2 separate regions of the Mus musculus genome follow, and region 1 is linked to region 2. Evidence: chromatin contacts called from ENCODE Hi-C data. All regions are on one chromosome and are shown on one strand. The core of a region is the stretch at or near the end of the contact, and the rest is flanking DNA. Distances in the headings are between cores, read along the strand shown. Region 1 holds the start of Thoc7 (THO complex 7). Region 2 holds the start of Il3ra (interleukin 3 receptor, alpha chain).

The links. Hi-C counts contacts between places; a loop is a spot of excess contacts on that map.
Region 1: a loop to region 2 is called in a map of T-helper 1 cell, with 3 times the contacts of the local background. The contact joins the promoter of Thoc7 here to the promoter of Il3ra in region 2. A Hi-C loop is called at or near these places in 2 of 37 maps with a recorded cell type or tissue (T-helper 1 cell and T-helper 17 cell).

Annotation. Positions count from the first base shown.
Region 1 is chr14:13,958,016-13,964,459 of GRCm38, reverse strand. It overlaps Thoc7 (THO complex 7), which reads left to right and starts at 3,147. Exons shown (of 8, transcript NM_025435.3): 1 at 3,147-3,275. The coding sequence starts at 3,257. It also overlaps a transcript of Atxn7 not described here.
Region 2 is chr14:14,342,331-14,348,914 of GRCm38, reverse strand. Il3ra (interleukin 3 receptor, alpha chain) reads right to left here and starts at 2,420. Exons shown (of 12, transcript NM_008369.1): 1 at 2,403-2,420; 2 at 1,727-1,905; 3 at 847-1,001; 4 at 1-94. The coding sequence starts at 1,784.

The DNA.
Region 1 (6,444 bases), core at 1,898-4,397, 390 kb after region 2:
CTTGAGAAATGCCTACCTTTTTTCCCACAAACTTACATGGGAAGAAGGAATCTGACTGAGAAAATGCCTACAATAGACTGGCCTGGTGCTGGCAAGATGGCTCAGTGGGTAAGAGCACTGACTGTTCTTCCAAAGGTCCTGAGTTCAAATCCCTGCAACCACATGGTGGCTCACAACCACCCGTAATGAGATCCGACACCCTCTTCTGGATCATCTGAAGACAGCTACAGTGTAGTTATATATAATAAATAAATCTTCAGGCCAGAGCAAGCAGGGACGGAGGGAGCAGAGTGACCGGAGTGAGCTGGGATGGCCAGAGTGAGCAGGAGGCCCTAAAATATAATTCCCAACAACTACACAAATGCTCACAACCATCTGTAAAGCTACAATGTACTTATACACATAAAATAAATAAATAAATCTTTAAAAATTAAAAAAAAAAAAAGACTGGCCTATCTATGGTACAATTTCTTGACTGCTGATTGATGTGGGAGGGTCCATGTCATTGTGGGTGGCACCACTTCTGGGCAGGTGTCTTGAAATGTTTCTCACAGCATGAGAAACCCTAGCTATGACACAAAAAAAATAGGCCAAACCATTGGTTCTCTCATCAGTCTTTATATTTTCAGGAGGGAAATGTTAAATAAATACACTAACTTCCTTAACTAATATCTCATGTTCTTAAAAAGAAGGAACTAGTGACTGCAGTAAACAGTTAAAACTAACGTCTGCATGTTCAAGTCAGTCCTCCAGTAGCTTAAAACACACTCCATCACCATTCTGTGTTTCTGCCTCTCAAGATCCATGCTCCCACCCCCAAAAAAGAAAAAGAAGAAGCCTGAGTACAGCAGAGGGCTTGAGTCCACCCCACTTTAACATCAGCCACAGCTTAGCAAATAAAAACATCATTTCTATAAAGTTCATTGCAAGGTGTTCTCTCAACACACATCATATAATAAACACATATCATATAATCAACACATATCATATAATCAACACATATCATATAATAAACAGAATTCTCAGGTGTTCAACTTATACATTCTTGTCTATGCAATAATAAATTCAATTATACGGCTTTAAGAAAACTCCAAAGACTTCCAAAGGCTCAGACATATCCTACTACTTGGTCTCCCATTACCTGAGCCAATAATCTTCAGGAATGTTCAATTTCAAATATACTCCAAGTCTTTTTTAAAAAAAATTTTAGCCCTGCCTAAGAAAACTGTGAGCAACCAAAGAAACTTATGAAAGGGGTCTGTGACAACCTGACATGCTATCTCACAGAAGCTTATAGAAGGCAGTGCTAGTTTCCCATGAAAACATTAACAATTATTTGCTGTCATTACATAACTGTTTCCAAGTCAGCAAGATGCTGATAAAATCAAGAAATGCTCTTACAAAGTATCCTTTCACTACTTGGCAGTTTTCTTGTAAACAAGAAGTCTCCCTAGCAAAGTCTTACCCAGAACACAGAAATGATCAGGTGATGTTCCATTTACAGTGTTTAGAGGTACTTACGAATTAATTGGATTTGGTTTGGTTAGGTTAGGTTTGGTTTGGGATTCTGTTGTTTGGTGCTTGTGGGGGTGGGGGGGCGGGCCGGGGAAGGAGGTCGGTGTGCCTATGTAGCCCAGCTGGCCAAAAATTCAATGTTCAGACCCAGATTAGCTTCAATTCACAAACCTGCCAGCCCAGATAGGCTACCACACACCACCCCGCTGAATTTAAGATTAATATTACCCTCCTTCCTACGCCAAGGAAATGAACATGGTCCAAAGTCCAAGTTAGGAGGAGCCTTTAGACCAGTACTCTTTCAAAAAGTCAGCGAGCAGTTCCACATTTGGAAGAGGTCATTTATGCTTCAAAATCTTCATTCAGGGTAATTTCTGCCTTTGTGACAAAAGTAGATACTGTATTTGACCCATACATAGTTCTGCCTAGAGGTTAAAAACCACCTCCCTTGAATGATCCCAAGTCTTCCGCTAGAAAGAACTGAGGGAACACAGGGCCGATGCATGGATCCCACTTAAGAAATCTCAACAACCAAAAAATGACCCCACACCATTGCCTTATGCAGGATCTGAAGGTTCAAGGGATTGGGATCATGAAAACTGATAAACAAAAACCTGGGTTATAAAGTCAAACTCTACCCTGTTGGAGGTCAAATCAACTCTCAACAGGAACATGGTTCCACTAGGAGAACATTCCTCAATGTTGAATCAAAATGATTTTTTGTTTTGTTTTGTTTTGTTTTGTTTTTTTGTTTTGTTTTGTTTTGTTTTTTGTTTTTCGAGACAGGGTTTCTCTGTGTAGCCCTGGCTGTCCTGGAACTCACTTTGTAGACCAGACTGGCCTCGACTGCCTGCCTCTGCCTTCCAAGTGCTGGGACTAAAGGCGAGCGCATTCACTGCCCGACTCCCCCCCCCCCCCCGGGAGGGGGGTGGTTTATTTCATTTTTCAGAAGAGATGACACTATAACCTGCAGTGTGTTCTAGAAATGTGTACTCCGCACCCCCAAGTAATGTGTTTGCAATGAGCAGCACCCCCACCCCCAACACCTACTTTCAACTTCCCTTTAAGAAGCAGTTTTTGAAAAGCAAAGTTAGTATGAAAATGAAGGCACCCCATCTGGATTCCAGCAGCGAGGGAGAACTGGATGAGAGGTGAGAACCGGAGGGACCTGAGCCCTGGGTCCTGAGTGACGCTCCCCAGACAGGTGACCAAGTTTCTTTCCCCCGCTTCGCCAGCACCCGCCAGAGCTCAGGAAGGGAGGATGGCTTGCCGCGCCCGCCTCAAGAATACGGGTTCGAGACCCACGGCGGCAGTGGCCGCGCCCCCGTCCCACCGGAGCGCACGGTCGGGGCAGCCCGGGACAGAGGTCACCTGGAGCGTCAGGCGCGGAGCCCCGCGAGCGCGCGCAGCCCGAAGCTCACCTGGCGGCTGGCCGCGGCCTCCAGGGCGGCCTGTGGGCGCGGGCAGGGCGGGACGGCGGTGTCCCCGGGCCCAGCCGCCGCCGCCCGCCCTCCCGCCGCCCGTCTCGCCCTTCACCCGCCGGCCGCTCCGCGCCCCAGGAGAGCGGCGAGCGCGGGTCCGCGGCGGCGCGGCGCGCGCGCCGGCGCGACTCAAAAGTCGGAGAGGGCGGCGGGCGCCGCCGCCTCCTCCTCCATGACTGTTTACCCGGCTGCATTGTGGGAGTTTGACCTTCGCCGCCAACCGCCGCCTCAGCTCGGCCGCCGCCGCCGCCGCGCACGCCATGGGAGCCGTGACTGACGGTGAGGCCTCGGCGGGTGCGGGGACGCGGGGCAGCGCCGGGATCCGGGCCGTCTGGGGTGGGGGGCTCCCGGGGCGGTGCGCGGCGGGGAGAGGCGCAGGGCGGCTCGCTCGGCCCGGGCGATGCAGTGCCCCGAGGGGGCCGCCTGGGGGGCTTCCCGGGCCGGGCTGGGTCGGGCCCACGGGCAGCGCGGCGGGCCCCAGGGAGCGCAGGAGCTCGGAGGGCGGTGGAGTGAGGACCCCGAGCTGGGGACGGCGGCTAAGAGGAACAGGGGTGTCTGGAGGGCCGGTCGGGAAGTGTATCTGGGCGACTTACAAGGTAAGGCGCCAGCATGGGAAGAGGCCGGCGGCTTGGACCGCGGCAACAAAAGGAAGGCATGTTGGAGCGGGTGAGTTGTTGGCCTGAGTGGATTAGGAGTGATGGATGGTGGACAGTAGATGTCTGTGGGCTGAGAGCAGAAATAAGAGCGCGTTTGGGAGAAGGATGGACTGACACGATAGGCAACTGGAGCAGGAACTGAGAAGGTACCCGCTTTGGTAGAAAGGTTCCGGTGGCTTGATGTTGTTTGATGGGCTGATCAATAGCTATGGATCCCAGTGGAGAAACAGGGGACTTCCAGAAATGAACAACGATCGGCCCAAATTTGAGGACGGGCCGAGGAAATACCGATGTGGGTATAAATAAAGGCCTCGGAACTTGGTAGGGGGGATTTTAACCTTGGTTTTGTTTTTTTTTAATTCGAGTTTAATTTATTCAGGAAGTACTTAGCTTACTTCTAGGCAATACTTTACTGAACACGTTTGATACCCAGAAGCAGCAGGTAAAGGTGTTTCCTCTTATACGTCTGCAGTGGCTGTAAACATTAAAAATTGGTAGGGTGGCTGTGTGTGTGTGTGTGTGTGTGTGTGTGCGCGCGCGCGCGCCTGCCTGCCTCTCTTTGAGCTGTCTCTGCCTCCCTCCCTCCCCCAGGCAGGCCACCCTACTAGAGTGGCAGTCAGAGGACACTTGCTGAAGTCACTTCTTCACTTCCACCAGATGGGTCCTGGGAATTGAACTGAGGTGGTCTTTCTACTGGTGATTAGAAAACTTGACAAATTTGCTTTCCCCCTTCCTTTGAAGGGTAAATAGGTGTTTTAAAACTGGAATTACAAGTGACCAACCACTTGCCAAAATGATGAAAGAAATTCAAGATGGCATATAGAACTTAGAAAACTTTACACCATGAAATTTCCAAGATCAGGAAAAGCCAGTGAAAGGGTTTTTGTTGTTATTTGGTTTGGTTTTGAGACAAGGTCTTGCCAGGCAGTGGTGGTGCACACCTTTAATCCCAGTACTAGGGATGCAGAGGCAGGCGGATTTCTGAGTTCTAGGCCAGCCTACACAGAGAAACCCTGTTTCAAAAAAACAAAAAGAAAGAAAAAAAAAAGATAGAAAAAAAGAGACAAGGTCTTTCTATGTAGCTCTAGCTGTCCTGGAACTCACAGAGATTCCCCCTGCTTCTGCCTCCTGGGTGCTGGGACAAAAGGCACATGTCACAGCGTCCAGTCATTGAAAGTTTTAAACTGTTACTGTGATGTGATCACATTTGCTTTTATTTAATTAACTGACGCCTTTGTTTGCAATGCTGAGAGTAGAACCCATAGTCCTGTTCATTAGAAAACTGTTTTACATCCTGATCCAAATCTTCAGCACCAGATGTGCGTTTACAATTCACAGACCCATTCTACTCTTTGGAGAATATTGAGGAAATGGGAAGGGGGTTGCAGACATCACTCTCTCTTTCACTAACATTTATATAATATTTTGCAGCATGTGTTGCACAGTGTTCTAGTTATCCCCATTTTATAGATGAATCCAGTACCCAAAGGAATTAAATAACAGAGTTTCAGTGAGTTAAAAACCAACAGAGTCTAGAAGAGTATTCAGTCCTGTGGGGCTGAAGAAGGTGCAGGTAGTAGTGAACTGGTATGTAGGTACTGGGATTGAGCTCAGTCCCCGTGGGAGAACAGCCGGATGCTCTTAACTGCTGAGGCCGATTTCAGCCCAGCTAGCGTGGTCTGATTTTAGCCCCTTCTGTAGTGGGTTAGTGGAAGGTAAGGGGGTCTTTGATCAATATGACAAAACTCCAACTGAGGGAATTCAAAAAGTGAACAGAACTCATAGAGAATGTCAGGACTGCTCAGATGCGGGAGCTCAGAGGTTATCTTAGGTTTCTGACTTGGACGATTCTGTGCCTTGCTCCAAAAGAGGACTGGATTCTGCTGGTGAGAGAAGGAAACTTGAGCCCCTAGTCCTTGGAGGCCAGAGGAAGCCCCACTTTACATTTACAAGCTTCTCCCCTTTGTGGAGGTTACCCAGCTTCTTTGAGACTCAATTTTCTGCATTGATGAAGAAACAATAAAAGCTACCTTGGAGTGGTGTTTTGAAAATGAAATGTAGTAAAAGTTATAAAGGACTTTGTACTGAATCAAATACATACTAAAGTTTAGTAAATATTCCTAAACACAGAAGTTGTTTGCTAACCTCTTTCCACTTCTCTATGTAACCTCTTTCCACTTCTCTATGGAGAAGTGTGTCTCTATTAAGTGCCCCTTCCTTTGCTTTGGGGGAAGAAAATTGAACTGCAGTCAGTTTTAAATAAGCCATCAGCAAATATGAGGTGCAAGGTTCAGGGGAAGGTTAGAGGGAGAGATGCTGGAACATAGATATCAGTAACATGTGTGTCACTATGTGTATATGCATGTTACTAGGGGTTGAACCAAGAGCCCTTTGCATGCTAAGCAAGTAATCTACCACTGAGCTAAGCCACATCCCCAGCACTGGGCATCATAGGTGAGAAAATGGAATGGACTGATAAAGAGCCAGTCAAATTCTACCTCCTCTGAGGTGTATGTCCTTCTAACTAGACACCTCAGTGTGCTGAATGGGTGCTAATTCTACACCAAAAGTGCAAGGCTTCCCATTCTCAGAATTCACTCACATCTTGTGTACAAATTGCTCACACCTTTTGTACGAGTAATTGTTGCTGTGATAATGAAAATAAGTGCTAGTCTTTGTTAGTGTTTAATTGAGTTGATCTTAATTTAATTGATCTTTAGAAGACCTCTGTAGGCATCAAACCCAATTACAAAATAGTGCAGTCAGTCTGGGTGTGGTGACTCACGCCTCCT
Region 2 (6,584 bases), core at 1,171-3,670:
CCACAGCCCTGTCCTTCCCCAGGAAGACGGTGAAGTTGGTCACATGGCAGAGGGAGAGCGACTGGAATGAGCAGCGGGCAAGCCCGGGGTCAGCCTGCGGGGTCACAGAGGTCAGGGGGCAGGGCAGGGTCAGTGTGAGGGGCGGGGTCACCTGGGGTCAACCTGCATGTCGGCGTCAGCAGGGGTCACCCATACTTGGGGTGAGTGGTAGGGCCAGCACTAATTTGCATTAATTTGTATGAACTTGCATAAATTTGAATTTCATTTGAATAAATATCCACAGGCCCTGATCATGGGCTTTGCATAAATCTGCATGGATTTGCATAACATCATGGTTCCATCTGAGTTTATTTGCATAAACCCAGATGACATCATGTTCTAGCCTTCATAAATTTGCCTAACTCCACCTGGGGTGGGTGGGTCCTGAAGTCTCAGCTCTGCTGGACCAAATTTGCATACACCCAGATGACATCATAGGTTTTCTCCCCCTGCTCATCTCTGCATAAATTTGCACAAGAAGTGACTGGGCAGAGCCTGAAGTGACTGACAGGCAGAAGAGGAAGCAGAGGGCAGGGCCGGATGGGTGGTAGGGGCGGAGTCTGGAATGATTGGCATGGTGAGAAGTTTGTGCTGGGGGCAGGAATAAGACTGGAAGTGGGCATGGCAAGGCATGGAATGCTGGTGGGCGTGGCAGGAAGTGACTGGTGGGTGGGGCCTAGAGTGACTCACAGCAGAAAGTGGGCATGGCCAGGATGACGGACAGTGTGGAGATCCCTACCCACCCAAGCCCCACACCCTGGATGACTGACAGCCAACTCCGCCCACCAACCAGGGCTTGCCCCTCACCCAGACAAAGATGTCCCTGCCCTTCCTGCAAAAAGCCCCTGTCGTGATGTCAGCGCCGGGGGCGGGGTCCCAGCTCAGTGTGTAGTGGGCGGGGTCGATATGCAGGTTCTGGATGGGCGTGGTCACAGCAGTGGGTGGAGCCTCACGGACCGCAGCTGTTGTCAAGGGGAGGTGGGGTGGGGCTTGAGTGACAGGTGACATCATCCACAGTTGTGGGAGGTGCCTGGGCTTTGATTGACACCATTCTCCGTGACAGGAAGTGAGGGGGTGGAAAAGAAAGGAAGTGGGCGGGACTTAGGCTTTGATTGACACCCAGATGACATGAGAGGCAAGTGACATGTCCCTAGGTGACATCATTGGTCCCCTATGACAGAAAGCGATGGGGCGGGGCCTCTCTTAGTGATGTCTTCGACCAGGATGATGATGGCATCCACCATCAGTGGGCGTGGCCTGAGCCTTGATTGACAAGGGGGGGTGCAGAGATGACTTCATTCGCCATGACAGGAAGTTAGTGGGCAGGGCTTGAGCTGAGATTGACACCCGGAGCTGGGACAGGCCAACAAGAAGGGAAGAGCTTAGGGGGCGGGATTTGGGTTTTGATTGACATCTGGGGGTGAGAATGACATCATCCTTCGTGACAGGAAGTAAGGTTTGGGAGAGGAAGCAAAGGGGTGGGACCAGAGCTCTGATTGACACCTGGATGAAGTCACAGAACAGGACAGGAACCGGGTGGATGGGGCATTGGGTGACTGACAGGTGACACCATCCTTCGCCAGGGGGCTGGGCCTGAGTCTTGTGAGACACCCGGGGGTGGGGCCCCGACCGACAGGAAGTGGGGGGCGTGGCCCGAGCATAGGCCCTGCCCCATGAAGACACCTACCCAGATCTGAAGAGTGGGATGCCAGGAGCCCCAGGATGAGCCACAGGTTGGCGGCCATGATAGGAGGGCGGGGCTGGAGCCTCGGAGGCCTGGGGGCGGGGCCGGGGCGTGAGGGGCGGGGCCGGGGCGCAAGCGGACTCCACCTCCTGATCCCGACCCCTTCACGATGCTTCTGGTTCCTGTCATGGTCCATTGCGGTCATTCCCCTGCCTCAGCTGCTCACTCGCGGTTATCCCCCTGCCTCAGCTTCACTGTCCCCAGTGTCACATCGCGAGGCAGGGGTATGGGTATGCCCAGGAGTGAACAGCATGAGGCAGGAGCATGTCCATCAGTGCAGATGACAAGGCAGAGGGATGGCAGCGGTGACCGGAAGCAGAAACGGAGGCTGGAGGATGCTGGCAAGTGAGCGGAAGGAGGGACGGAGTCAGGGAGACGCCCGCGAGTAAACAGTGTGAGGCAGGGGGATGACCACGAGTTAGTTTCTGAGGCAGGGGGATAATCACGATGGACACAGAAAAGCAGAGAGGGAGGGAGCGACGGCTGGGGAATGCCTGTGAGTGAGGATCTGAGGCCAGGAATGATGGCAGTGAGCAGAAGGAAGGACGGAGGCAGGGGGATGACCGCCGAGGCCCCGCCCCCTGACCCCGCCCACCCCCGCCCACCCCGCGGACCGGACCTGAGTGGCGCCCACGGCGCTGGCGGCGTCCGTTCCTGTCCTCGGGGGTCTGGGGGTCGGAACTGCTTACAGGGCAGAGGACTGCGACCCTGCCCGTGACCCCAGAGGCCCCGCCCCGCCCCGACCGCGCCCATGGTCCCGAGATTGAGCAACTTCCTGAGATAGTGGGGGCGGGGCGGGGCCTCGGGAGTCACGCGGGAGGGATGGACGGAGCTGAGGCGGGAGGATGACCGCGATTGCGGGTGATGGGCGGCCACGGCCACGCCGGCCGCGTCATCGCGTTCGTTTATTAAAAAAAAAAAATGAAACTGGAAGTCGTTCCCGTCAGTCACGGGCGAGCGGGCGTGACGTCCTGCCGCAGACAGGAAGTCGCTCTCCTGTCATCCGTTGCAACTGTACTCGCAGTCATCCCCCTGCCTCAGCTCTTTCGTTACTCACGGGAATCCCCCTGCCTCACTCACACCCGCAGTCACTGACAGCTGCCATCATACCCCTGCTTTGTAGCGGTTGTTCACTACCTGCCATCCTCCTGCCTCAGCTCTGCCTCATGCCTGAAGGCATCCCATTGAGACCCACGGAACTTAACTTGTGAGCGGACCCTGCCCTGTCTTCATCCCCCCCCCCCCCCACACACTCTGTGAGAGCAGAGCTCACAGCGGACGTCACAGCTGTGCTTAGGAGGCCGCCCCACCCGGCCCACGCGCACAGAGCTTTGCACACCGCCCCCTCCATAGTGACCGCAGGGTCAGGATAGGCCGGGGATGCCTCACAGGCCGCCTTATTTCCGTTTCCGTTTTTGTTAATGCGGGGGCGCGCGCGCAGCGGAGACGCAGGGGGCGGGGCAGAGGCGCAGAATTTGTCCTGTGCTGCAGTGAAGCTGCTGTTGCCGCCATCCTGGCCACCGCGTCACGTGACCTTTCCTGATCCGAGTCCCGGGGTTGGTGCCCCCTGCAGGACGACGCGTGCGTCCGCTGAAAGTAGCCCTTTGCTGATCCTCACAGCTCTGCCTTAAAAATGAACCTGGGGTGGAGTGAGGTGGGGTGGGGTGGGGTGGGGTTGGGGGGAGGGGGAGAGGGAGAGGCTGGATGGACGAACGGTCGGTGGCTCAGCAGGTAAGACAGACGCTAAGACAGACGGGTACCAGCACAGTGGGGTCTTCATCCCCATGACAGCCTGGCCCTGTGGGGACGACTATGCCTGTGACAGCCTGGTTGTGTGGGAGGACCAGGACAGACTTTGGAGCTTCAGGCCAGAAGATGCATTCCGTGTTAACAGCTCTGTGGGATGTTAGATAATGATGAGAACAGTGCAGACGATGGAGGCCTGGCTTGTGAAATTTCAGAGGGAAAGTTAAAGACTCTTTTCAGGACCATTGTTACTCTTTTCAGGACCATTATGAAGATTCTGTGGTTCTGGTTAGCTGCGGCTGAAGAATCAGCTGTGATTAACAAGATACCAGAACTACTAAAGCAAAAATTTTGCATTACTGGGACTATTGATGCTGGTTAGCTGGAGCTAAGAAATTAGCAGTGATTAAGAAGAGACCAGCATCGTTGAGGTGACATCTTCTGGGAAGTGTTTTCTGAAAGCACAGAGGTTGTGTTCCAGAAATAGCCAAGGTTGTACCTCGTGCTGAACCTGGACTTAGTAATGTGTAAGAGTCACTCAGGTGGTACTGGTTTTGAAGGAATGAAGTGGTCACGCAAAGCAGCTGAGCCTTGGCACCATGAGAGGCCATGGAAGGCCATTGGTGAGGTGCAGCCTCAGTTGCAAAAGACGCCCCAGGACTGAAGAGATCATGCAGTGTTTTGGAGATTCTAGGACCATGAGATGACCACCAAGACCAGCAGCAGTGGAGTACAGGCGGCTGGAGCCTAGAAGGGCAAGGCTGAAGAAGTGACCTAAGCCCTTGGAGGAGCCCAGAAGATCGTGAGTTGGATCCCAGACACTGGACAATTGGAGATTAAATTTTGCTTTTGATTGTGACTGTGCCCTGGTATTTTTTGCTCTTGAAGGAAGTACTTTGGATTTTAAAAGATATTGTGTCTCAGTCGGGGTTTCTGTTCTGCACAAACATCATGACCAAGAAACAAGTTGGGGAGGAAAGCGTTTATTCAGCTTACACTTCCACATTACTGTTCATCACCAAGGAAGTCAGGACTGGAACTCTAGCAGGTCAGGAAGCAGAAAATGATGCAGAGGTCATGGAGGGATGTTCCTTACTGGCTTGTTTCCCCTGGCTTGCTCAGCCTGCTCTCTTATAGAACCAAGACTACCAGCCCAGAGATGGTCCCACCCACAAGGGGCCTTTCCCCCTTGATCACTAATTGAGAAAATGCCTTACAGTTGTATCTCATGGAGGCATTTCCTCAACTGAAGCTCTGTTCTCTGTGATAACTCCTGCTGTGTCAAGTTGACACAAAACCAGCCAGTAAATATTGTATATTTTAAAGGATTGAACTTTTAATATGTAAAGACTATGGGACTTTTAAAGTTGTTTAGATCTTGGGGATGACTAAGAAACTAAGGGATGGATCTTGGTTCCCGGATCCCTAAAGACTAGTCTGCTCAGGTGAGAGTGCAGACTACAGAAGCTACACAGCTTCTGGGACAGGCAGAAGTGACACAGCTTCTGGGGCAGACCCCATTTCAGGCTCCAGACATCCAATACCTTCCCTGCAAGAGGACAGGTGTCTGCCCTGCCTGGGAGGGCTTTGCCGGAGCACCTGGGAGAGCCATCTTGGTTCCCAGATCCCTCAGGGACTAGTCTATGCAGGTGAGAGTGCGGACTACAGAGCTACACACCTTCTGGGACAGGCCCTGTTTCAGGCCTTCATCTTCTGCCAGGAGGCAGGTCCGAATGCCAGATATCTGTGCACCTTCCCTGCAAGAGGAGAGCTTGCCTGCAGAGAGTACTCTGACCACTGAAACTCAGGAGAGAGCTAGTCTCCCAGGTCAGCTGACAGAGGCTAACAGAATCACAGGAGGAACAAGCTTCAACCAGAGACAACTATAACAACTAACTCCAGAGATTACCAGATGGCGAAAGGCAAACGTAAGAATCTTACTAACAGAAACCAAGACCACTCACCATCATCAGAACCCAGCACTCCCACCTCAGCCAGTCCTGGATACCCCAACACACCGGAAAAGCTAGACCCAGATTTAAAAGCATATCTCATGATGATGGCAGAGGACATCAGGAAGGACTTTAATAACTCACTTAAAGAAATACAGGAGAACAAAGCTAAAGAGTTAAAGTCCTTAAAGAAAAACAGGAAAACACAACCAAACAGGTGATGGAAATGAACAAAACCATACTAGACCCAAAAGGGGAAGTAGATACAATAAAGAAAACCCAAAGTGAGGCAACACTGGAGATAGAAACCCTAGGGAAAAAAGATCTGGAAACATAGATGGGTGCATCAGCAACAGAATACAAGAGATGGAAGAGAGAATCTCAGGTGCAGAAGATCCCATAGAGAACATAGGCACAACAATCAAAGAAAATGCAAAATGACAAAAGATCCTAACTCAAAATATCCAGGAAATCCAGGACACAATGAGAAGACCAAACCTACGGATAACAGGAGTAGATGAGAATGAAGATTTTCAACTTAAAGGGTCAGCAAATATCTTCAGCAAAATTATAGAAGAAAACTTCCCAAACCTAAAGAAAGAGATACCCATGAATATACAAGAAGCCTACAAAACTCCAAATAGAGTGGACCAGAAAAGAAATTCCTCCCAACACATAATAATCAGAACAACAACTGCACTAAATAAAGTTAGAATATGAAAAGCAGTAAGGGGAAAAGGTCAAGTAACATATAAAGGCAGGCCTATTAGAATTTCTCCAGACTTTTCATCAGAGACTATGAAAGCCAGAAGATCCTGGACAAGATGTTACACAGACACGAAGAGAACAGAAATGCCAGCCCAGGCTACTATACCCAACAAAACTCTCAGTTACCATAGATGGAGAAATCAAAGTATTCCATGACAAAAAACAAATTCACACAATATCTTTCTATGAATTCAGCCCTTCAAAGGATAATAACAAAAAAAGCAAAAAACAAAAAACAAACAAACAAACAAACAAACAAAAAACAAGGACAGAAAGTACATCCTAGAAAAAAGCAAGAAAGTAATCCTTCAACCAAACTAAAAGAAGATAGCCAC